3 separate regions of the Mus musculus genome follow, and all the other regions are linked to region 1. A link is a loop called in an ENCODE intact Hi-C map of the cell type or tissue named here. Cell type or tissue: heart. All regions are shown on one strand. Links, peaks and the distances in the headings refer to the core of each region. The heading gives the core; the rest is flanking DNA.

Evidence for each region. A loop is a pair of places that touch in the nucleus more often than their neighbours do. Peaks named below come from ENCODE experiments on the same cell type or tissue, not always from the same donor. Only the 100,000 strongest peaks of a DNase experiment are listed, where the experiment ranks them.
Region 2: it touches region 1 in a loop (3-fold over the local background); 9 of 42 quality-filtered maps call a loop at or near these places.
Region 3: it touches region 1 in a loop (2.2-fold over the local background); 10 of 42 quality-filtered maps call a loop at or near these places.

What each region holds. Positions count from the first base shown.
Region 1 is chr8:123,650,829-123,658,188 of GRCm38, forward strand. Rhou (ras homolog family member U) reads left to right here and starts at 3,101. Exons shown (of 3, transcript NM_133955.4): 1 at 3,101-3,388; 2 at 4,664-4,722. The coding sequence starts at 3,118. Gm35930 (a long non-coding RNA gene) reads left to right here. Exons shown (of 2, transcript XR_388158.1): 2 at 693-1,007. It overlaps Gm35874 (a long non-coding RNA gene), which reads right to left and starts at 1,908. Exons shown (of 3, transcript XR_388157.3): 1 at 1,649-1,908; 2 at 1,317-1,420; 3 at 198-742. In heart, for the core only: CTCF peaks have their summits at 1,980 (motif pointing right) and 2,927; DNase peaks (open chromatin) are centred at 2,913, 3,443, 3,623 and 4,903; H3K4me3 peaks cover 3,322 bases; H3K27ac peaks cover 3,395 bases.
Region 2 is chr8:123,725,991-123,733,350 of GRCm38, forward strand. No RefSeq gene overlaps it. Among named protein-coding and RNA genes, the nearest start is that of Gm39278, 4.0 kb to the left of the region's middle. In heart, for the core only: a CTCF peak has its summit at 3,585; a DNase peak (open chromatin) is centred at 3,551; H3K4me3 peaks cover 768 bases; H3K27ac peaks cover 3,079 bases; H3K27me3 peaks cover 284 bases.
Region 3 is chr8:123,713,851-123,721,210 of GRCm38, forward strand. It overlaps Gm36059 (a long non-coding RNA gene), which reads right to left and starts at 4,596. Exons shown (of 2, transcript XR_388162.1): 1 at 4,305-4,596; 2 at 2,381-3,157. In heart, for the core only: no CTCF peak of the experiment used is centred there; DNase peaks (open chromatin) are centred at 2,301 and 3,801; H3K27ac peaks cover 3,957 bases.

The DNA.
Region 1 (7,360 bases), core at 734-5,733:
AATTTAAAAACTAAAATTCTGGGTCAGGCATGGTGGTCCATGCCTTTGGCACCAAAACTCAGCAGGCAGAGGCAGGTGGATCTCTGGTCTGAGGACAGCTGCCTCTACAGAATGAGTTCTAGGATAGGCAGGGCTACACAGAGAAATCCTGTCTCAAAACAAAACAAAAAGCAAATGAACAACAACAACAAAAGAAATAAACATAGCAAAATAAGTTACATATTATAAAAGCTAACAAGAGCTGTAAACTTAAAACAAACAAACGAATAAACAAACAAACAAACAAACAAACAAAAACCACCCAAACGTAGTATTCTTATCAGACCCACTTGGCACAACTTTACAGTGCTTATTCCTCTTCTTGAACTTTTTAGCCACCAACCTTCTGACTCCCTCAAGTTTGAGATATATCTCTTCCAGGATGAGTATCAAGAGATACACACAGACTTTGTGCTTTGTGGGACAACTTCAGGCTTGTTGCCTTACAAACATAGGGATTCAGACCAACACTTACAATTGCATCCCCTGCCTCCAGATACATTCTTGATGCTGAGCAGACAGAGCTGAGCATGCCGGGCCTACCAATGAGTGGTTTGTTGTTGTTGTTGTTGTTGTTGTTGTTTGGTTGGTTGGTTTTGGTTTTGGTTGGTAAGGCACTGCAGCAGTCGGACTCTCAGTTTCATTCATCCCAGGCTCAGCAGCTCTTTGCTCCTGGATCCTCCAGTGCTGAGGGAAGATAAAGCTGCCAAGATTTGTACAGAGGGTGGCAGTTTCAGCCTTGGGCACTGCTCCCACACCTCTGTAGCTGTGTCTGCAGTCCTGAAGGAGACATGAAGTGTGTACTACACACCAGCAGGAGAGGCTCCAGTTCATGCCAGCAGCATAGGCTCTTGGCTTCCGTTGACCACCCCCGCCCCCACCACCACCACCATGCAAAGTGCTCCCATGCCTCCTCCCTAATCTCCCTTCCTTTGGCTCTATGTCCCATTAAACACAAACAAAATGTCTCTCTAGCCTTATTTTTCTTGGCTTGCTTCCCAAAATATTCACAGCTACTTCAAGGCCACTCTCCATATGTTGGGAAGTTATAGATAAAATGGATAATGGCCCCAATCCACAATGATTAAAGTAGAAACAGTTTGCAACATCTACAGAAACAAAGTATCATGTGCCCACTTTGTCAGGTCTTAGCAGTAACACTAAGCAAAGGCTTGCGCCAGACATATATAGAAACCAATACTGTAGCAATGGTTTTGCAAAAAGTTATTGTAGTGTCAACCATCAAGGAGACAGAAGGCACACACAAATCTACCTACTTGATCAGACAGAGCACAGGAATTCAGGTGGCCCAAGGGCAAAAGAGAGCCGAACGGTCCTAACTTGGGAGTTGCCAGTCTTTTTGCTGCTCTGCTCTGTTTCACTGCAGGAGAGAGTGTACCAGGTTTTTAGTCCATTTCCAAGACAGCCCGTTCCTGTTCTTCAGATCCTGTGTGGGAGACTTTTGATTTCCCAGGTGCTCAAGGTCATTTTTGGTCAGGTCCTAGGGTTTCATCCCGAAAACAGCTTGCATTGCAGCTTTAAAGGCTGACAGCACTAAGGCCCTGAATGACGGGTGAGTCTGCCACCCATTCGGGATTGAAGAAATTACCTCTTGACAGGCCCACTTCTGTATCTCTGCGGCCACATCATCTTTGCAAGTCTCACTTGCCACACTGCATGGTTGCATATAGGATCCCAGGTAGGACGCTGTCATTTCCTTTATGGAACTCAAACCTGTCACTTAGCATCTCTGTACTTCAGGTTGTCCTGGCTGTAAAATGGGTATAAGTAATGCTAATATTAAAGGAATTCGTTTTGACAGAATGGTTACAACAACATCTGGGACATAACAAAGGCTCAGTATTTAACTAGCTCTTGTCTTTTTTTTTTTAAGATTTATTTATTTTATTTATATGAATACACTGGCTGTCTTAAGACACACCACAAGAGGGCACCAGATCCCATTACAGATGGTCGTGAGTCACCATGTGGTTGCTGGGAATTGAACTCAGGACCTCTGGAAGAGCAGCCGGTGCTCTTAACCACTCTCCCTTTCTCTCGGCCCCTAGCTCTTGTCTTTACCACCAGCAAAATAATATTAATATTAACAGCACACAGCTCTTCTTACACCAGAAGCAAATCAGAAGCATTAGTGACCAGGCAGAGAAAGGGCAGCACAAAATGAACAGACAATTAGCTTTTCAGATAATACTACGGCAGCCAAAATTGCACTTAACTAAAGACTGTAAGGAAATTTGCTGGACCATGAATACACACAAGGTCACAGCATGCCAAAGAGAGGGAGCGCTAACAAAGGGTGGTATCCTGCATCCAAATGAGAATCAATGATTTTTAACAGAAAAATCATACATTTGTCTGCAATCAAACTTAAGTCCTACTCATCAGGACTGGCTATCAAGACAATAATCTCTCCTGAGGGACTGCAAAAGCAGGCAGGCCCCACAGCACTCTCCCCCTCCAAACCAAGACACTTGTGTGGAGGAGCAAGGGCAGCTGGAGGAACAGGAAGAGTGGAAGAAGCAGGGTGATCATGGTGAGAGGGAGACCGCGGAAAGGAGGTTGTGGAGTAGAAAGAGAATAGGGGGCGACCTAAGGAGGGAGAAGGAGGAGAGGGAAGAGAAAGAGCCGGGAGGGAAGGGGGAACAGAAGGATGGGGAGGAGGGGGCAGGGCAGGAGGAACTGGAGAGCAAGAGGAGGAAAGGAAGCTTGGGAAGGAGCCGGGAAAGGGGGGTGGGGGGATGAGAAGCCCACAGCAGGGGCCAGGGGTAGCTCGGGGTCCGCGTGGGTTGGCGTGGTGGAGCCAGCTAGTCCAGCCGCACCGTTTCGAGGCGCCGGCGTAGTTCACCAGCGCGGCGCGCAGACGGGGGCGCTGTGGTCTCGGATAGAAGAAGGAGCCGCCGGACCCGCCTCTTTCCCCGCCCGCCGGTGTCGCAGGGAAGCCTGGCGGAGCAGGCTCGGCCACATCGCGGCCGCGCGGGCACAGACGCCCAGCCGAGTGCGGACCGTGCGCCGCCTTTGTCCGCCGGTGGCAGCTGGTCTCGCGGCCGCCGCCCCGCGATGGCCCCGCAGCAAGGCCGGCCGGCGCTGCCCGCCCGCTGCGAGCCGCCGGCGGCGCCGCCGGTACCGCCTCGCCGAGAGCGCGGGGGGCGCGGGGCGCGCGGGCCCGGGGTGTCCGGGGGTCGGGGGCGCGCGGGCGGCGCCGAGGGACGCGGCGTCAAGTGCGTGCTGGTCGGCGACGGCGCGGTGGGCAAGACCAGCCTGGTGGTCAGCTACACCACTAACGGCTACCCCACCGAGTACATCCCTACGGCCTTCGACAACTTCTCGGGTGAGCGCCGGGCGGGGCGCGGCCTCGGGCTGGGAGGCGCGGGGCGGCGCGGGTCTCGGGGCAGCGGCTCGGCGAGGTGGCAGCGGGGTGTCCGACCGGTCTGGCTCCGGGATTCCGGAGCGAGCTGCAGCTCAGGTGGCCTTCCCACCTGCGCCCTCCGGGGCGGCTCACTTCCAGCGGATCTTCGCCTGGAGCAACCCGGATTGCTCCCGTGTGTGAGCCGGCCAGGCGCACCAAGGAGGGCTGGGGCTTGCGAGAACGTTCCTTTCTTCTGAGCCCAGCGCCTGCCTGGCCTGCGCCCCGCCTGCGCTGTCTCGGTTTCTGACGGTTGGCCCAGTCCCTCCAGCTTGGCGTTTAGTTACAGCAAGTTCTCAAGGGTGGGTGGGTTCGTGGATCACACAAAGATAACAAAAGTAAAGCAATCATTTCTCTTGATTTTTTAAAAAGTCTTTCAGGAATTTAAGAAAAAGTTACAAAAAAAAAATCACATTAAGCTAGTGTGAAAAATCTTCCTCCTAAAAAATTTACCTCCGACTTCCAGTCTCCGTGGCCAGTCTCTAATTTCAGAGACCCTATGGATAAAACAGAAGTGCATGGTGCCCCCTCCACCGCTCACTAGCATAAACATTTATAAACAACCAGAAATGCTATCAGAAGGAGACAAATTGCCTAATATAAGCTGAAACCTCCGAGTCTTTACTGGATGGGGGGTCCTTGCTCTCACCCTATCTCTGGACCCTGGGGGAAAATCTGTGTGGCTTCTCTCTGCCAGCTTTTCTTAATCCTCTTTTTGAACTGACAGAGAGAAGTGCCCATTTCCACACACGCACGGGTGATAGGCCGCCTGTGTTTGCACAAGTTCTCAAAACTGCTGGAGTTTTATGATAAACCCTGAAGCAGGGAGATTTTTTTTTCCCAAGAGAAAACAGGATTATCTATGAGGTTGTCCACTGATTTAAAAGTGCAGAGTTGGTTTCCCACCTTGTGTTGTTTCTAGGCTCTTTGAAACAAGGGTGACAGGAAAATTAATCTTCCAGGCTTGAAAGGAAAACAAGCCTTCCGGGGCACCTTCTGGAGGTCAGGGCTTTGCTGCTTCATGCTCTGTGGTGGAGGGAGCCCCCCACCTTGGAACATTTGTACACTTCCATGGGTTTCTGGGCGTAGCCAAGTCCTTAGTTCACTAAGAGAACCCAGAGCAGGAACTGCCAATCTGCTGAGAGGGTAAAAGATGTCCTGATAATCATCTTGCTCTTTTTTTTTTTTCTTTCTCCCAAGCCGTGGTGTCTGTAGATGGGCGGCCTGTGAGACTCCAGCTCTGTGACACTGCAGGACAGGTCGGTATCAAGTTACACAGCTCAGGCACTGGGAAAGGAAACAGCCTTTTAAAGGTTTCCAAACAACCTTTGCAGTTTCCAAATGATTCCCTTAGTAACTGGGTCATTGTGAAACTCGCCGAAGCAGGCCCACCCCTGCTTCATCTCCTTTGAGGGCAGTGGGAGGAGGCCAAGAAGGACACCTCGGGGCCAGTGAAACAGGGTCGGCCTGTTCTGGGAAGGAGCTGGGGAGGCAGCCATCGCTGCGGGAACTGCCCCTTATCTTCATAGGACTTTCGGGTACCTCTCATGGCCTAGCTTAGGCTACAAAAGAAAAACCACAGGAATGGTTTGTAAGCGTTTCTCAGAGGAAGCCCCTCATGTCCTATAATCCATTGATTCAAGGCTAATGAACCTGAGACTTAAACGCTTGTTCAAGGAAAAAAAAGAAAAAAAAAAAAACCAGTAGCTTATGTTAACAAATGTCTTTCCCTGCTCTAGAGCAGTGGTCAGAGTCACCATAAATGGAGCAGGGAAAGGCAGGGCCACTCTGTTTGGTCATTCTTGTCTCGGGGGCAAAACACTAGAAAAGGAAGCCAGGCAGGAGGCATAGGTGTAGGACCCCCTGAGTGCCCCACAGAAGGGTTAAAGCTGCCCTAGAAGCTGTTCTAGCCACTGAGGTCCTAAGTACTCAGGTGCCCAGGTGACAGCAAACTCTGCTCTCCCAATGTCTGGAGCTGACAGGGTACAGTGGGGATAAGTAACCCCTTTGCTTCCCTGACTGTCCGTGCTAAGGAAAAAGCTGGCCTTCCTGTGTCTCCAGATCTCATCCAAGCCAGGGCCTTTAGCTAACTCATTACTGTAAGACAGCAAACTTGGGACTCGGGACTGGCTTATTCTTGAGACCTTGAGGAGACAGAAGACAAGGCTGTCTTAATGGACTGCTGGGAAAGCTGTTTGGCACCTTTGCTATGAGTGGGGGAAAGCCAACGACCATCAGTATATCACTGTGTGGTAAGGGAACATCAAAATCTAGGCACATTTGTTCGTGCCTGTGACTCCAGCTCTCAGGAAGCTCCACCAGAAGGCCAGCCGTGAGTTCAAAGGCAACCTGAGCTGTGTGGTGAGTTCAAGGACAGTCTAGGCATAAAACACAATCTGAGCAGTGGTGGTGCATGCCTTTAATCCCAGCACTCGGGAGGCAGAGGTAGGCGGGTTTCTGAGTTCGAGGCCAGCCTGGTCTACAGAGTGAGTTCCAGGACAGCCAGGGCTATACAGAGAAACCCTGTATAGCCAAAAAAAACCCCAAAACAACAACAACAAAAAAAACCAAACAAACAAACAAACAAAAAACAAAACCAAAACAAAACTAAACAAAAAAACCCATAAAAACAAAAAGACAGAAATGCCAGGCAGCAAGGTGGTGCATACCATAATCTCAGCACTTGGGAGAGGAAGCTCAAAGTCAATGACTCTATTGGGCATTTGAGACCAGCCGGGTCTATGAGACCCTGTCTCTTAAAAAACATGCCAGCAAAGGAAAACATCAAAGAAACAGTCTTGGGTCTTTCTCTTTTTGCATGATGTCCTCTGCATTGTTTTATATAGATGGAAGAGGCTGGGCTTTCCCATCTGTAGAACACGGACAGAAATCTGTAGTTGCTGTAGGCACCCCGAGGATCACAGAGAAGGCAGGAAGCCCAAAGAGCCTCAAGACACAGTCATCATGGACTCCAGTAAGGAGCTGCTAGGATGCTGGCTCAGGAATCACTTTGCCACCCCTCAGATGTCTCTACTTGGCTTCTGAGGAGGTGAACTTCCCTCGGAAGATGAGTCCTGGGTTGGAGTCTGATACATCTCAGGGTTCCATGTGGTTTTAGTTCTTGAATCAGAATGTGTGAGCCATCAGCCTGTGGACGGCTGTGGGCTTGCCTGCTGCAGACCTGGGGTCAGTAGACCAGTTCTGAGCTCAAGGAGAACAGCCCAGTGCAGAGAAAAGCCTTGGCCGTGGGTGCTTGAGAGGGGATCGATACGTTGGAAAACTCGTATTTCTAAACAGCATTTCTAAACAGGAGTTCGATGTTCCCTTCCTATAGTCTCCAAAGAGCCGGGGAGCGTTTGGGACACAGGGGCAAGAGGATCACAAGCATCAGGTCTGCCCGGGCTGCAGGGAGTTCAAGGCTATCCTGGACCTCACTCTACAGTGAGATCCTGTCTAAAATTTATTTACATATTTATTCATACATACATACACACACACACATGCAACAGTCATTAAAGAAAAAGAGGCTGTGGATTTGAGAGGGGGCGGATACACAAGCGTTTGTTTTGACTGGAGCAGAGTGGACCAGAGCTATTCAACCTTTGCTGCTGCTGCTCGTCAGCCCACTTGTTGAGAGAGCTGGCATGGCACCTTCATGTTGACAAAGGGATACCTTTCTCCTGTGGTCAGGAGAAGGAAGGGGAATGCAGGTTAGCCAGGGCATGGGGCGTGAGTGTGGGTGGGTATCCCTGGCAGCCCTATGAGCCAGAACCCCAGCAGTAGCTGTGCTGAGACAAACATACCCAGAATTCACTTCTGCTGCCTTTGAGTTTCTCCGTCAGGGCGGTGAGCATTTAACTTTGGACTCATGGTCTCGTGTGCAGACAGAGCAGAGAT
Region 2 (7,360 bases), core at 1,058-6,057, 75 kb after region 1:
CCATGGGGTTACATTTTCCACCCCAAATGAAAACCTTGTACTGTGAATTTATAAGCATATACAAAATCCCCAGTTCACGCTACTATTGGGTGGTAGCTCCGCCAGCTCTAGCTGAGTATCTGTGGTTTCACAACTCGATTCCTTACTCCATCAATTGTTCCAGAACTTGTGGGGAGTTGGATAGTAAGGTCTCTGGGCTGTGGTGGCAGATGCCTTCAATCCCAGTACTCCAGAGGCAGAAGCAGGTGGATTGAGGCCAGCCTGATCTACAGAATGAGAGTTTCAAGACAGCCAACACTACACAGGAAAACCCTATCTCAAAAAGCCAAAAAGAGAAAGAGAAAGGAGTCTCCTCGTGCTTCTGTGCCATTGGCATGGAAGGAGGCATTTCCCTTCCACCTGAAGGGTTTTGCTTTTCTCATTTCTCATGGCCAGTTAGGTTCCTAGGCCCCTAGCTGTAACACCCACTTTCTGGATTGAACCTTTCACTAGTTTAAATGTCTTTATTGTCCCTATAATCCTTTTCAAACAAGATTTGGATTCAAAGACTTTCCTGAAGGACTCCCTCTGCCCATTCTGTTCATCCTTGCGAGCGAGGAACACCCTTTCCTGTTCCTTCACTTTAGCCCACAGCGTGGCCTTGGACCGTCAGTCGTTTGTAGGCAGCAAACAGTTGGACTCTGAGTTGCCTGTCCACTTTGCCAGTCTCTATTGTTTGATTGGATGATCTAATCCACTCACGTTTGAAGACCCCTGTCGAGGATGCAGGGACTTCTGACATTCTGCTCTCTGTCTCTCTGTCTTGCTGGGGTTTGGTGTCTCCTTTTCTACATTACAGTGGTATGAGGCTGATATTTTCCTACTGAGCCTCTTCAGTCCCTCTCATTTCCATATGTATATAGTCTGTAGCTATTTTTTGAGGTTTCCATGGGGATTACATTTTACACCCTAAAATGAAAACCCTGCACTGTGAATTTATACCAGCCCGACGCCAACTACACATAAAATCCTGGCTCCCAAAACAGTTCCAGTCTACCCAGTTTAGTTACTGATGTCTCAGAACTACATGTTTACACATCAAGTGTCCACAAACAGGCCATCGATCTCTTCACGCCTCATCTCCTCAGCCATGCGGGAAGCATCCGTGGGGGTCACAAACTAGGGTTCCAACTTTGTACCTCCTCACGCTCACCAGCACCCGAGACCTGTGACTCTCCTCACGGTTGCCGGTCTTTGTCCAGAACGCTTTCATTGATCTGAAGGTTTCTCTTTTACACAGGATTATTATCTGTTTATCCCTAGGAGTCTGTTACCTAGCAATGTCTGAGTCGTCTGCCCTCCCGCGCCTGTTCTGGAGGGCAGTGTGTAGTGAAAGACGAGAGAATGGCGGCTTGTGTTGTGACCCACCCTGGAAAGTTTTTCAAATTGAAGCTGGGAATTAAAACCTGGGTGATCAGAGAAGTAAACAATGGTAGAGTCAGGGTGTGGAAGACAGAGAACCTTCTAGAAGGAAAAAGAGTCTATCTATTGAAAGGTCTTGAGGAGGGACATCGTGAGTCCTTAAAGGCGGTGGAGCTGTGGAACAAACCTGAGAGAGCCCTGGACTCTGTGACAGGCAAGTGACAGGCCCAGTGGGAAGCTGCTGTAAGTGAGGGGGCTGCTGAGACCATCACAGGGGTCCAAGTGAGGGACGCAGGAAATGGAACTCTAACCATTTCTCCTCAGGGTTGAAGGTCCAGACCATTGGCTGGACAGATGTAAGAGCTCACCTGAGCAGCACATGGCCATGTTTCTAGCCCACACAACGGAAGACTCACCTTGTAAATGGTCCCCGATGAACTGTTTCTGCCTTGAGAATCGCCACTGTGGGCTGTACTAGAGGTGTGGGTAAAAGCAAGCCAACCACACAGCCTGCCTCGGTGTCTGGCCTCCGTCCATCACATATCTAGGCTGCAGGTAGGTATGGGCACCATGACCCTGACTCTTCCTCTGATGGCCTCCAGTGGCTCAGCAGCTCCCTTCTCAATACTGGCATCCTCTGAAGAAAGGAGCGGAAACCTTGCTTTGCAGTAAAAGGCACCAAGTCACAGAAGCACCTGTGCTCTCTCTAACCCAAGCTGCTTTTTGGTGAAGAACCAAAGAAAAGAGGAGAAGAAAGGAGGTTAAAAAAAAAAAAAAAAAAAAAAAACACTGGCAGCCACTCGGATGTTTGCATTTGCCATAGGGTGAGGTCTCAGCAGGTCTCAGCGGTACTTGGTAGGTGGTCTTGCAAAGGAAACTAAATGTTTAGGGAGGAGCCTGTGGGTCCGTGTGAGCGTGCATGTGTGCATTTGTATGTGTGTCAGTGTGTATGTGTCTGTGTGTCTATATGTATGTATGTGTCTGTATATGTCTATGTGTGTTTATGTGTCCTTATGTGTCTGTGTGTGTCTGTATCTCTGTGTGTGTGTATGTGTGTATATGTGTGTGTCTGTGTATGTCAGTGTGTGTGTTTATGTGTCTATATGTGTCTGCGTGTGTGTGTATGTGTTGGGAAGGGGGTTGTACCAGGCGCTGCTGTTGGGAGCAGTTAACAGTAATATTACTCATGAGTATACCCAGCTTGTGAGCATGCTGAACTTATTGTCCCTGGATGACATAGTTGAATACAGATTAACTCTTCACTTGGGGACTCCTGTTTGGAAATGAAGCTGGTGGACAGAGTGATAAACAGATAGACAGATAAGAATATCCAAACACGGTCAAAATGGATCCCTTCAGAGCATCTGCAGCCATACCATGAAGCAAACTTATCTGTAATGGCTCAGAACTATCTGTGTCTCCGTGCTTAGCAAATTAGGACTCATTAACTAACAGATCTATGGATAATTGAAAATATCTAAGCATGTTTATAACACCGTGCAAGTAGTCTGGGAAGAATGTATTACACAGTCTTAAAGACAAGATGAGCAATTACGGGGCGCATGTTGCAGGTGTATTGCATGGAGCGTTCATGTTATTGAAGAGAAGCAGTTATTGAATGCCCGCCAGTTTCCAGGTCTCTGCTGCTCGAGCTGGACAATTGCAACAAAGCCAAATTCCAGACTAAGCCCCTCGAGGGCCCTTGGGATGTCTCTGTGAAGGAGAGCAAGTGTGAGACTTGAGGGTGTATTGCACCCGTAGAAGCTGCTCTGAGCCAGATGCTAGGCGTCAGCGATCTGCACCTTCCTGAATCTGCCCACACGGATGGCATCTTTAGGGAGAGTGGAAGCTTTCGAAGCCGAGATGTGCCAGGCAAGCTGCGTCTTAAAATGAACTCATCGCTAAGCTTGAAGTAGGGGGAGAAGCGGAGGAAAGAGAAATTCCATTTCTGATTAACTCAGCTCTTAGGGAAGGGAGGGAGGCATGGAGGGATCGCCCACCCCCTCCTCTGGCCTCTCAGTTCTCATCAGTCACCAGATGCTGTCAATTCCCTCAGGAGCCTGGGCCTTCCTCGGTTTGTTTCTGTGTAGACCACAGAGCTCCGTGCCAGAGGTTATAAGCCCCAGGTTCCAGCTGATCAGTGAGCCCTGAACGGCACAATGAATCGAGCGCCCCACCGGCTGGCTGCTGGGAGTCAATGCTCAGTCTCTCAGCAGGGCTTTGCGCATCAGCTTAGAACCCCTCGTCCTAGCCACTGCCCACACTCCCCCAGCCTTACCACCCTTCACTGCCCAGGGCCTGGGACAGGCTGCGGCATTCTGGTCTACAGCCAAGCCACTTGACCAAAACAAAACCTGCCTGCTTTGTTTTTCTAACAGGCATCTGCTATGGTGGGTATTACACCAGGAAAGTCAAGAGAAACCTGATGATTCGTGTCGTTAAACACAATTGTGGTGCCTTTCTCTGCTGTGTTAAATAAAATGCCAGCTCTGTAGCTGGAAGGTGGCGTCCATCCAGCTCAAAGGGAACTGGGGATCCTGGCAAGTGACTTAATGCTGTTTCTGCCTCTTTCTCCCCATTAGCGAAATGAGAATACTAATAGATACTGACCTAACCCTCTCTGGGAGCCAGGCGCTGTTCCAAGAGCTTAGAAGTCTAACGTGTTTAAAACACTGTCACATTTGTCCTCTGAGAAAGGCACAACATAAGGGAAGCCTGCGCAGAGTTTCTCTCAGGTTGCCGGGAAGACTTAAGGAGCGACAGGATACGCTCAGGGCTCCGGGGCACAGGGCGGTTCCTGTAGGTCCGGTTCCTGTGCTGGCTGACAAGGACAAGTGACTAGGAGAAGGTGTCTTGTACTGTGTCTAGGACTGGTCCCATAACAGGAGCCACCCTCCACTGCCAGGGAGAACCAGATGTCAAGGCAGCAGAATATAGGAAGTAAAGCACACTGAGTCCCTGGGACAACCAGACAGTTTTTCATGCTATTTGTCTCTGGTGTCTGGTCTTGGCTGGAATAGTACAGAGTGATTCTAAATCTGTTCCCCCAAAGAAAGCTGACAGAACAATTCATTGAGCTTCTCTGAGAAGTGGCTTAAAGTGCAAATCCTGCGGCCCCATCTCAGACATAGTGACATCTCTAACAACAGTCTGGAGTCTACACTGGACCAGTTACCTGCACTCGAATGTGCTGAGAGCTGCTGCCCCTCAAGTCTCATCCTGCCTGGCAGTGGCCAGCTCTGAGCCCACAGGAGGGTAGAGCTGACTCCAGGCAGGGCTTGGGACAGCTTTCCAGGCAAGTGACACAGGGCACCCTCCCCACCTGGCTCCCCTTAGCACTGATGAGGACTTTCAAGAGTCAGAGCATCCAAGCTTCCTACCTCTATCACGGTAAAGGAAGTGATCAAAGAAATGATCGGAACGCCTGTGGGAACACATCAGCAAGGCAGCATGTCTGCCCCAGCTCTCCCAAACGTCCTGACTGCCCAAGTCTGAGATACTCTCTTATCCCAAGTTTCAGCTTCAGGAAGACTGGCAGAGCTTTTCATGTCTGAGAAGACTCTCAGTTGGAAACAGCGGTCCCCAGAGCCCGAACCATGAAGCCAGGCTGGGACACAGTGACACGGCGAGGGTCTCAAAAGCCAAGGGATTTTACTCTGCTCTGTGGCCTGGGCACGGGGCATGAGTGGTCATCTAGACATAACAAAGTCCAAGGGGACCCAGGAAGCAGGATCTGAGTGGTAGCTGGTTCCAAATCGGTAGGGCCAGTGTGGCCTTCACGTTGGAGCATCTTGTGGCTTATTTTAGCCATCCTTTTGAAAGGCCATGCGCTGTCTCAAAGATGAATCCCCTTTCACTCCTTCACAAGTCCCAGCAGAGAAGCCTGTGCCATGAGACATGTAATTAGACTTCCTGCAGGGTTCCTGGTTTTGCCTCTTCTGGGATTCTGAGAGTCACTGCTATTCTGGGATAGCCCTTGTGAGAGTCACTGCTATCCTGAGATAGCTCATGTGACTTTGTTAGCTCTAGAGAGCTCTGTCACCTGTAACCAAGAGAGCTGACCGCTCCAACCACTGAAATGCCTGCTGCTTATTAGCAAGGAGCTGCCAAACTGCATGTGAACCCCAAGTGTGCCCTTGAGAGAAGAACTAAACATAGCCCTGGCTTTTGCTATGCCTTGGTTTCCCCTTCACAACCCTCAAGGAAGGCCCAGCACTAGTTTTGAGACTCCGGCCTAGTGCCCTTGAATGGAATTTGCTTCAAAAGTTGAAGGTCTAGACTGTTGTGGTGTGAAGCACGGGTCGTGAGGCTCTCTCCAGTTTGTTGTGCTGGCATGGGTGAGCCTCATTTTCTGGAGGCGGGTCACAGGATTCCCTCCCAACCTGGTTTTAAGGGCTCTCGAAAGAGCCAAAACAGAAAAGGGAACCCTGTCCCTCTGTCCTTCCGCAAGTGGTGCCTTTGAGACAAGACATCTGGGTCTGTGGATGACAAGTTAGAAGAAAATGGAAGAAAAGAAAGAAGGAGAGAGAGAGAGAAAGAAAGGAAGAAGGAAGGAGGAAAGAAAGAAGGAAAGAAAGAAAGAGAGAGAGAGAAAGAAAGAAAGAAAGAAAGAAAGAAAGAAAGAAAGAAAGAAAGAAAGAAAGAAAGAAAGAAAAAAAGAAAGAAAGAAGAAAGAAAGGAAGGAAGGGAAAGAAGGAAGAAGGAAAAAAGAAAGGGAAGAAGGAGGAAGGGAGAGAGACAGGGAGAGAGACAGAGACAAAGAGAAAGAGAGAGAGAAAGAAAGAAAGGAAAGAAGAAAAGAAGGAAAAGAAGGAAGAAAGAAAAAAGAAAGGAAGGAAGGAGGAAGGGAGACAGGGAGAGAGAGAGAGACAGACAGAGACAGAGACAGAGACAAAGAGAGAGAGAGAGAGAGAGTGTGTTCTGGTGTCTCAACAGAACCAGAACATTAAATGGGTCTCAGCAACAGCATGTCAGCCTGCCCAGCTCTCTGTCACCTTAGCCCCAAACTTTAATGCTAAAATCAGCATTCAGCTCAGTTTTAATGTTCCTAGTTCTCTTAAAAACAAATGAGGATTTTCCTCCCAGTTTTGTTTAGACAGCTGTACAGATGGATCTGTGAACTGGGTGGTACAGAACAGCAGGCCGTTTCCCCGGCTGCTGATAAGGACGGTGGGAATGAACACAGCCCTGGTGCTGGGGAGTAGCTTTGTCTCTGCCTCTGCCTGGGGAGAAGGGAGTAGGGGGCACAGAGGAGAAACTAGAGTTCTGTAAAGCTGGGGACTGCTGACTGGAAATGCCACTCAGGAAAGCAGGTGACGTACATATCTGATATCTGGCACCCTGCGTGCTCAGATGCTGCCAGGGAGGGTCCAGGGCTGACCAGGAGAGGAGTGAGGCTTTGACTTGGCGTCACGTCATCCAAGATGTCTCCCCTTGTGAGGCATCTTTTGTCTTTCTTCTCTGGTCATTGTTCTTTTTTAAAAAAATTCACACACAAAAAGATTCAGTAGGAGAGTCACATGACGGTGGGATGCTACACATGTACGCTCTTCTGAGGATGTCCTTCAAGCTCTCCTCATGAAAATCTAAAGTTAAGAGACTCTCTTAGCTTTAACGCTCTCTGCATGACTCCAGAGAAGATAGCCAGTGCCTTGACTGAACCTGGCAGCCATCTGGGCCTATCATTCATGCTAGACCTAGGCCAACTCTGCCCTGCATGCACTTCACACTGGATCTCTCTCTAATTGAATCATAAACTCTGCGAAGGATACGCGGTCTGTTGGAAACTGCACACTTTGTTCCACACTGTTCATGGGGACCAGGCTCTGGGTAAAAGATGGAAGGACCCTTACAAATCTCAGCTGATGACCAGCAGTACCTTCAGTGACAGCTGGGGAAAACGAAAGCCGTGGGCTGGTGGCACCTGACAGTGTGCGAGCCTCGACGACTAAGGTGTAGT
Region 3 (7,360 bases), core at 1,058-6,057, 63 kb after region 1:
AATCCAGTCAATGGGAATTAGCTGGCCCAGCCAACTCAACGCATACTGGCAGATAGATTACTTCCGTAGATGCTGCTGTACCTTCTGCCTACACCTCTGTCTCCGTTACTTCCTCGGTTGGGTTCAACACTAGCAGAACACTCACCTGCGTGAGGGCGTGTGCTTTTGTAGTAAGAATGTGCATGTTGTACATGTGCATGGGTGTGTTCAGACTGCAGGAGGATTCGAAAAAGAGAGAGCATGCTGCATGCTTCCTTGTGCTTACACAAGTGTATATAAAAGCATATGTACTCATACAAGCGGGTGTGTATGCATGCATGTGTGTGCATATGGCAAGACATTGCCCCCAAAGAAGTCAGAGACCGCTCTGGACCATTATGTTTGGCTTCTTTGTCTTCTGACTAGTGGGTCCTGACTTTGTCTTCTGACTAGTGGGTCTCATGCTGAGGCAGTACAGGGCTGCTCGAGGAATGACTTATGCTTCGGTATCAAGTGAAGACACAACCCATCCTACCTGTCCTCCTCCCCTGCTTCAGAAGGAGGCGCAGGACCTTTGCACATGACATAGCTGTTGCAACTCTGAGGCAGGAGGGATAAGCTTTGGTGTTGTTTTGGTAGAGCCTGGCTTGTATTTTCTGGAAGGAGATCCTGAAAGCCCGGCATATGTGCAGTGGAATTTCCAAGAGAGATGCTAGGATCGCTTCCAGGGACGGGTTACCTGAGATGACATCTCCCCAGCCCACACCCGGCATAGCCACCAGAGAAGCTGCTGGCCTGGCTTCAGTGCTGAACAGCTTAATGGAGGTCTCCAAGCCAGAAACTCTTGGCACTTTCCCAGCTTGTGTGCCTTAGACAACTTTACTTACAGAGTCCTAATGGGAAAGGACAAGGCTCTCCGTTGCTGGACAGTCTGTTATATTGTTGAGTTTCCTTCAGTGTACATGTTCATGGAGCCTACAAGACATTTTTGGGGGTATGTTGCTTCTTGACCAAAGATTTCTAGCACACAGCAGCTAAGCCAGGCGAGAGTGGCTGTGGTGTCCTGAGTATGGGGAGAAGCCAGTGTGAAGGTCGACACAAGGCTGCTCAGTAATGTGAGGGGGTTTAGTGGTCACCTCAGGTCAGGCCCTGGAGCTGCGCACATGGTCAGGGTGTGCTGATCCTCAGATGCTTTGGGAGAGTTTTGATGAGAGTGAAAATGTAGGCATACTTCAGAGAAGGAAGGCCCAGGAAGGCAGCTGGGGAGAGCGGTAGCCATAGCCTTTCAGGCCAGGCTTCTCGGAAGGTTCTAGAAGGTTCTGGATGGGTGTACATGCCTTTCCTTCAGCCAGCCATGCGGATTTCTGCGTCACTTCATTTTTAGCCTGCTGTAGTGACTGAAAGGGAGCTGACAATGATCAGCAACAATTTGGACCATGTTTACTTCGAACTTTCCGCTGGCCAAGTTTTATTGAACTTGATACAACAATGCCTGTCTTCTAATAGGAAGGACTACTTCCCTGCTTCGTTAGAGCACACCGTGCCTACTTCTGGTGTTTTAGGCCAATTTAACAGAACACAACACAAAAAAAGGTAAAATTCTGCAAGTTTCATGTCCTCTTCTTCCCTAAATAAAGTCCCGAGTCTTGCTAATGTTTGTATTCCCACTTCTAGGCTCTACGGTCCGACAAATCTTTCTATGCGAAGAGCCTCCAGGGCTGTTCCTGTAGGCTGCTGCTTAGATCCTGACTGTCCTTCAAAACCAACCCAAATTCCACACGCCAGTGATAACCTGGGACAGTGTCACTGCTACTGTAGGTTTGCCAAATCGCAGGTACGTGGTAGGGTGCGTGTTCCACGTGGCAAGACCTTGATACCCGACTTCCTTCCTGCCTGTTCAGTGAGGCTCCAGCCTCTTCCCAGGAGGCCTGTACCTGGTACGCACTGTTGAGGTTTCGGCTTTCCAATCTAACATCCCACACCCAAGCACTGGGGCTCGCTCGTGGGGCCTGTAGTGCCACAAGTCCCCACTACAATGCCTACCCAGCCATAACTCTGGATGTGAGTGTGTGGGACACGTGGAGCAGGAAGGTCAGGGTTCTGTACATTCCTCGCTAGGCTCAGCTTTGTCTGTCTCTTCCAGAAAAGGGAGACTCCCCAGGGGCAGTAATCCAGTCCATTGTTCCCTGTTCCTCCTCTCAGCTTCTGTCAGCTCAAAGGTCCTGATAAGCTGGGCGCCTTTTAATGACCTAGAGCCCAAGGCCCTGCCAGGCAGTAAGAATGGCCTGTATCCAGGCACACACTCACCCTTGGGTTTCGGTCTGCTTGATGAAGGCTTGGCAGGCTCAGCGCAGTTTCTCAGAGGCCCCTGGTGTTAACAGGAGCACACAGTTCCACGTGGTGGTGCGGCTAATGAGCACACGTGGTGTTTTATTGGGTAGTCACAGGTCATTTTGGCCTCCATTTGTTTTGGACTGGGGTGGGTGTCAGGACCACCCAGCAGCAGTGAGAAGCTCCCCTGCTGGGATCCCACATCGCTAGACGCCCCATGGCACAAACAGCATCAGCAGGAGGAGGGGCAAGGCGACAGCTGGGGACAACTGTGCTCTCCCGATTTCTTGGAGCTGCGTTTTGCTTTCCTGAATGGCTACATTCTGGAGGCTGAGGCCTACCTCACAATGGGTGTGGGAAGTGGAAGTTCCCATGGCAAAGGCCTTCAGCAGTGCTGAAGATGTGCGTTAAGAGACAGAGATTCCCATAAACCCTCACGTCAAAGAGAAGCCAACAGAATGCTGGTTTCGGGTCAACAGGTTACTTCCAGGACAATCTTGGCCTTTTGTTCAGTTGTCCTGTGGGGATCCTGGGAACTGGTTGTACCCTTCTGTGACGTGTGGGTCCTGTGAACCTTCAAGGGGTTCCAATGCTGGGAAAGATGCTCCTGCCAACAGAAGTTGGGTGCATGACAGGGCCTCTTCAGGGCAGGAGGCCTACGGGTTCTGACAGAGGGTACAGAAACCTGGCCTCCTAGCAAGATGTCCCTCATGCACGGTGGTGGGGGAATCAGGCTCCACAGGTGTCTCAGAGATGGGAAATCAGAGGGCTGGAAGGTTAACAGGGAGCTGAGGCTAGGCTGCTGCTCCTGCCTCTGGGCCTCATCTGCTGGGTGAAATGGACCTGCCTGTTAATCAGAGATAGGGATAGAATCATACATACAGGACCATGCTGAACCTCTGAGCCTCAGGAGAACCCAGGGGCCCGCACTTTAAAGAGTGAAGACTTTAATGCAAGGAGGGGGGGTTGGATGTGGGGCAGTTTTAGGTTCCCTGCAGATTTGCCCCTGCAAAGGAAGCAAGGTGGATAGAGAAATAATCGGTACAGGCACAAAGGAGAAGAAAGTCTTGGGGAATCTGCTGGTCACATTCCCTCTGCAAACCGCTGAGCACACTGGCCCAAGCATACAGTGAGGACCAGGCCTTAGTCTGTCACTGCTGACTGGGCCTGGCCAGGGGATGCCCACCCTGTCACTGGGCTGTCTCAGCAGCTTGGCTTTGCTCCTTCTCTTTCCTTTCACACATTCCTCCTCCCACCTCCCCCTCCCCTCCCCTCCCCTCCCCACCCCTCCCCTCCACCCTCTCTTGCTCCCCCTCCCCTCCCCTTCCCCTCCTCCTTCTCTTCCTCCTCCCCTTCTCCTCCCCACCCCCTCCCCTCCCCCTCCCCTTTCCCCTCCAACCTTCACTTCTCACCTGATACGCTGCTCAATGCCCTGTTTACTTTGAGTTGGAGCCAAAATGACCTCAGGGACTGGTGACTCACTGCTGGCCAGAGAACACAGCCCAGTGACCCTGATGTAAGGCATTCCTATCATCTGAGGGTAGGGCAGGGCCAAGCCAGTCCATTCTCCTCTTGTTAGAAACACTCTCTGTGGGTTTGTTTGGAGTCCTGGAGCTTAGGGTACTAGAACCCTGGGCAGAGAGAACCGGCTGCTTTTATCCTCAAGGCCGAGTGCTCCCCTGGGGTCACTCAGCTCCAACTGCACTGAGTGGAGACCATGGCCTCCTGCCCCCTCCACACAGGCCTGCCTACTCACTGTCCCTTCGGGACGTCAGCCTGCTCATGATGACAGCCATTACCAGACAGACACTCACTGGAAAAGATAGCTTGGGAGATCTGAGGTCTCTGTGTCTTCCTGGCTTCCTCCCAGTGTGGGACAGTCACTGCTCTAATGACCTGACCTGGCACAGGCAGGGGACAGGAGGTATCCAGGCCCCATTTTCTCCCAGTTCCATGGCTCAGTCTGTTCCACCCTGTGCTCTATTTCTTCTTACCTCTTCAGCCACAGGGTCAGGGATAAGGTATTCTCAGTTCCAGAGCATAGGTGAAGGCGCTGAATCTCAGGGCTTGAGCAACTTGATCGGGACGCATGCCACAGAGTCAGCAGAACAGGGCCCATGGCTCCCGTCTTACAGTGTGCTGGCTGCTCCAGTCCAGACCTCTGGCTATTCGCTGCTTGCATAGTGTGGGTCCAACACAGGAGCTGGGCCACGACGCTGGGCAGAGCTCAGTGCCCACGGTGGGAGGGGTCAGGATAGCCTCGTGAGTCCTCTCTTACCATGTCGAAGGGCTCAGGGCCAGTGAGTGGGCAAAAGGCACTTGAGAACCACCTGACCAAGTATGACTGACACGTCAGCCTGCAGGCCCAGTCGTAAGCAGAAAACGCCCAGCCCAAAGCCCCCCATGAAACTCTTCAAAGGCCCCTCAATCCAGAGCTACCTATGTAGAGGCTTGGATGTACATGCAAGCATGCACACGCATGCATGTGCCTGTATACATGTGTGCATGCCTACATGTGCACACATGTTTTTGCAATTCTATAATAATTTTTTAAAAATATATGTGTGGTCTACATTCTAGGCCCTGACACAGGGCTTCTGAGCCCTAGTCAGTTCCTGATTGATGAATGGAAGGCATGTCTTTTGTTCTGATGAAGCATGCTCACCCCACCCCCCTACACACACACACACACACACACACACACACACACACACACACACACACAGAGTACCATCAATGCTTTGGCCAAGCTGGTTGCCAAGGGAACCAACCATGGATCTGTAAGTTGGATTCCAACCCTAACCTATTAGTCACCGGTCCAAGGGGTGTTACCCATCCCAATGGCACAATGGAACTTCCATTAACATCCAAAAACAGGTTCCCGGTGCCTTCCATGGCTGGACAGTGGCAGTTTCCACCAGAAGGGGAGACTCCTTGGAATTCTGCTTCTTCTCTTTTACCTTGACCTCAGCATCTTTTCAGTAATATTCTTCATAATGCTCTTCTCTCCCCCCACACCCCAGAAAGGAATGAAAGTAAGCAAGGGCTTCTCTGAGTTCCCTATCAAATTAATCAAACCCAAGTTGAGGGTGTGACACCCCCCCCCTCCTTGCTTAGAGCTGCTGACCAGAAGCTCGGGCAAGACAGGAAACTTTCAACTGGTGTGTAAGGTGCTGTGGTCTAAGGGTGAGGGCACAGCCTGTGGGTCTCACACCACCTCCAGGTGGACAGAATCAGGACCGAACTGAACCAGAGAACACCAGCGGGTGTTCAGTGGAGAAGATGGAACGGCCTGTTGATTGGGTGAGCCCACAGAGGTGACCACAGACTCTGCTGTAGAGAAGAGTGACTGTATCTGATAGTGGCTGACAGGAAGTCATGGCCCATCAGACTTCGGCCTGCAGAGCTGGCCACAGCTGCCACTCCCCACAACTCTTCAAGCCTTGAGATTTTTCACTGTGCTGTCAAATTGAGATGACATCACTTGGGGGCGACTTTCAAAGATTCTTAGGATGATATTTCTCTCCATCACTGCTGATGCTACAACACCGGGAACAGGGGTGTGTGTGTGTGTGTGTGTGTGTGTGTGTGTGTGTGTGTCTTACTGACAAGTGAGTGTCTTCCTGAAAGTTGAGCCAGACAGCCTGCTTGACGAGGGTGTTTGCACCAATCATGGTGGTCCTTTATGGGGTTGTGCTTGTACCAATCACATGGCTCCTGTGGGACACAGGGTACACTCTCCCCTCATGGCCTGGTGAAAGGCTGCTGGAGCTCACACAGGCTATGGTGGCCGAGAGTTTCAGTACAGCTGCTTTGCAGAATGGCTGCCACAATGCTGTCAGCTGCTTTACAGAATGGTCGTGGCTGCAATGGTGCCATCTGGAGCTGGAGCTAGGTGTCTGTGGCAAGCAGCTAGGGTCAAGTGTAGCTTCCTTGAGGAATCCCTGCAACATTCAAAGCAACTGGGCTGCCCCATTGGCAGTCAGGCTGGCTGTGTGGCAGACTGACCTCTGCTTAAGGTGGCTGAGGTACCGGGTCTAACAGCGGTCAATTACAGAGTCAAATCTCTGTCTCCAACATCTTAGTATATATGTAAGTGGAAAAGAAACATTTATAGGGGTATTTACAGCAAAGTCTTGCCATTAACAGTACCACGACCTTAATAACATCCTGCTCTTAGTCAAATGCACTGGGGGAAACTGGGTCACTTCCTTTGTCTCAGAGTGGCATCTGTCCCTAAAATTATTTCTGTGGGTGCCTTTTTTCTATTTTAGAGACCATTGTGTTCAAATGAGCTTTAAAGTGTGTGGGGGTGGGAGGAGCCTCATTCCTCTGAAAACAAGTCTTTTTCACCCTGATGGGAAAATACAAAGGCGAGAAAATCGTTTTCGTCAGGAAGATGGAGCCGCCGTGAGCCCTTCCCACGCTCAGCTGCTCAGCCAGGCTCAGCTTGGCCAAGGTAGGAGCCCCGCTCCTGTTTCTTGTTCAAAGACACACGAGTGCAAAGGTCTCTTCTGCTTGATGGATTAAAGCAGGCAAGGAAGCAATCCCAAGACTGCTTAAAGCTGGGGAAGGGCAAAGGAGCTAAGGTCTCTCAGGAGCCAAAGTTTAGGAAAGAGCAGTGGAACCAGCAGAGCTGTCATGAGTGAGAACCATTGTCATCGATAACAGAAGCCCTGACCACACCCTTACTGGAGACTGAGAGTCGAAAAGGGTGTTAAAGGAGCTGGGGCTAGGCAGATACAAAGGCGCCTCCCTCTCCCACACAGCACCTCCCAGGAACCGCCCCTACAGGTTGGCCAGGAAAGAGCCCAGAGTACTTAGGGATTAGAGACAGCTGGAGAAGGAAGTAGTTTCTCTAACTGCTGGGGGATTGGCAAGGTCACATAAGGCTCTTCTTGCTGCCTAGAGTTCAGTTCCTTCTCACTCCCTTTCACATCTGAGCCTCTGGGAGGAGAGACCGGCTTTCTATGGGGCCATCCAATTTAAGGGTTTTTTCTCAGTAACACAGAGACCCCAAAGCTTTTAACTGACAGTCAGGGGCAGAGAC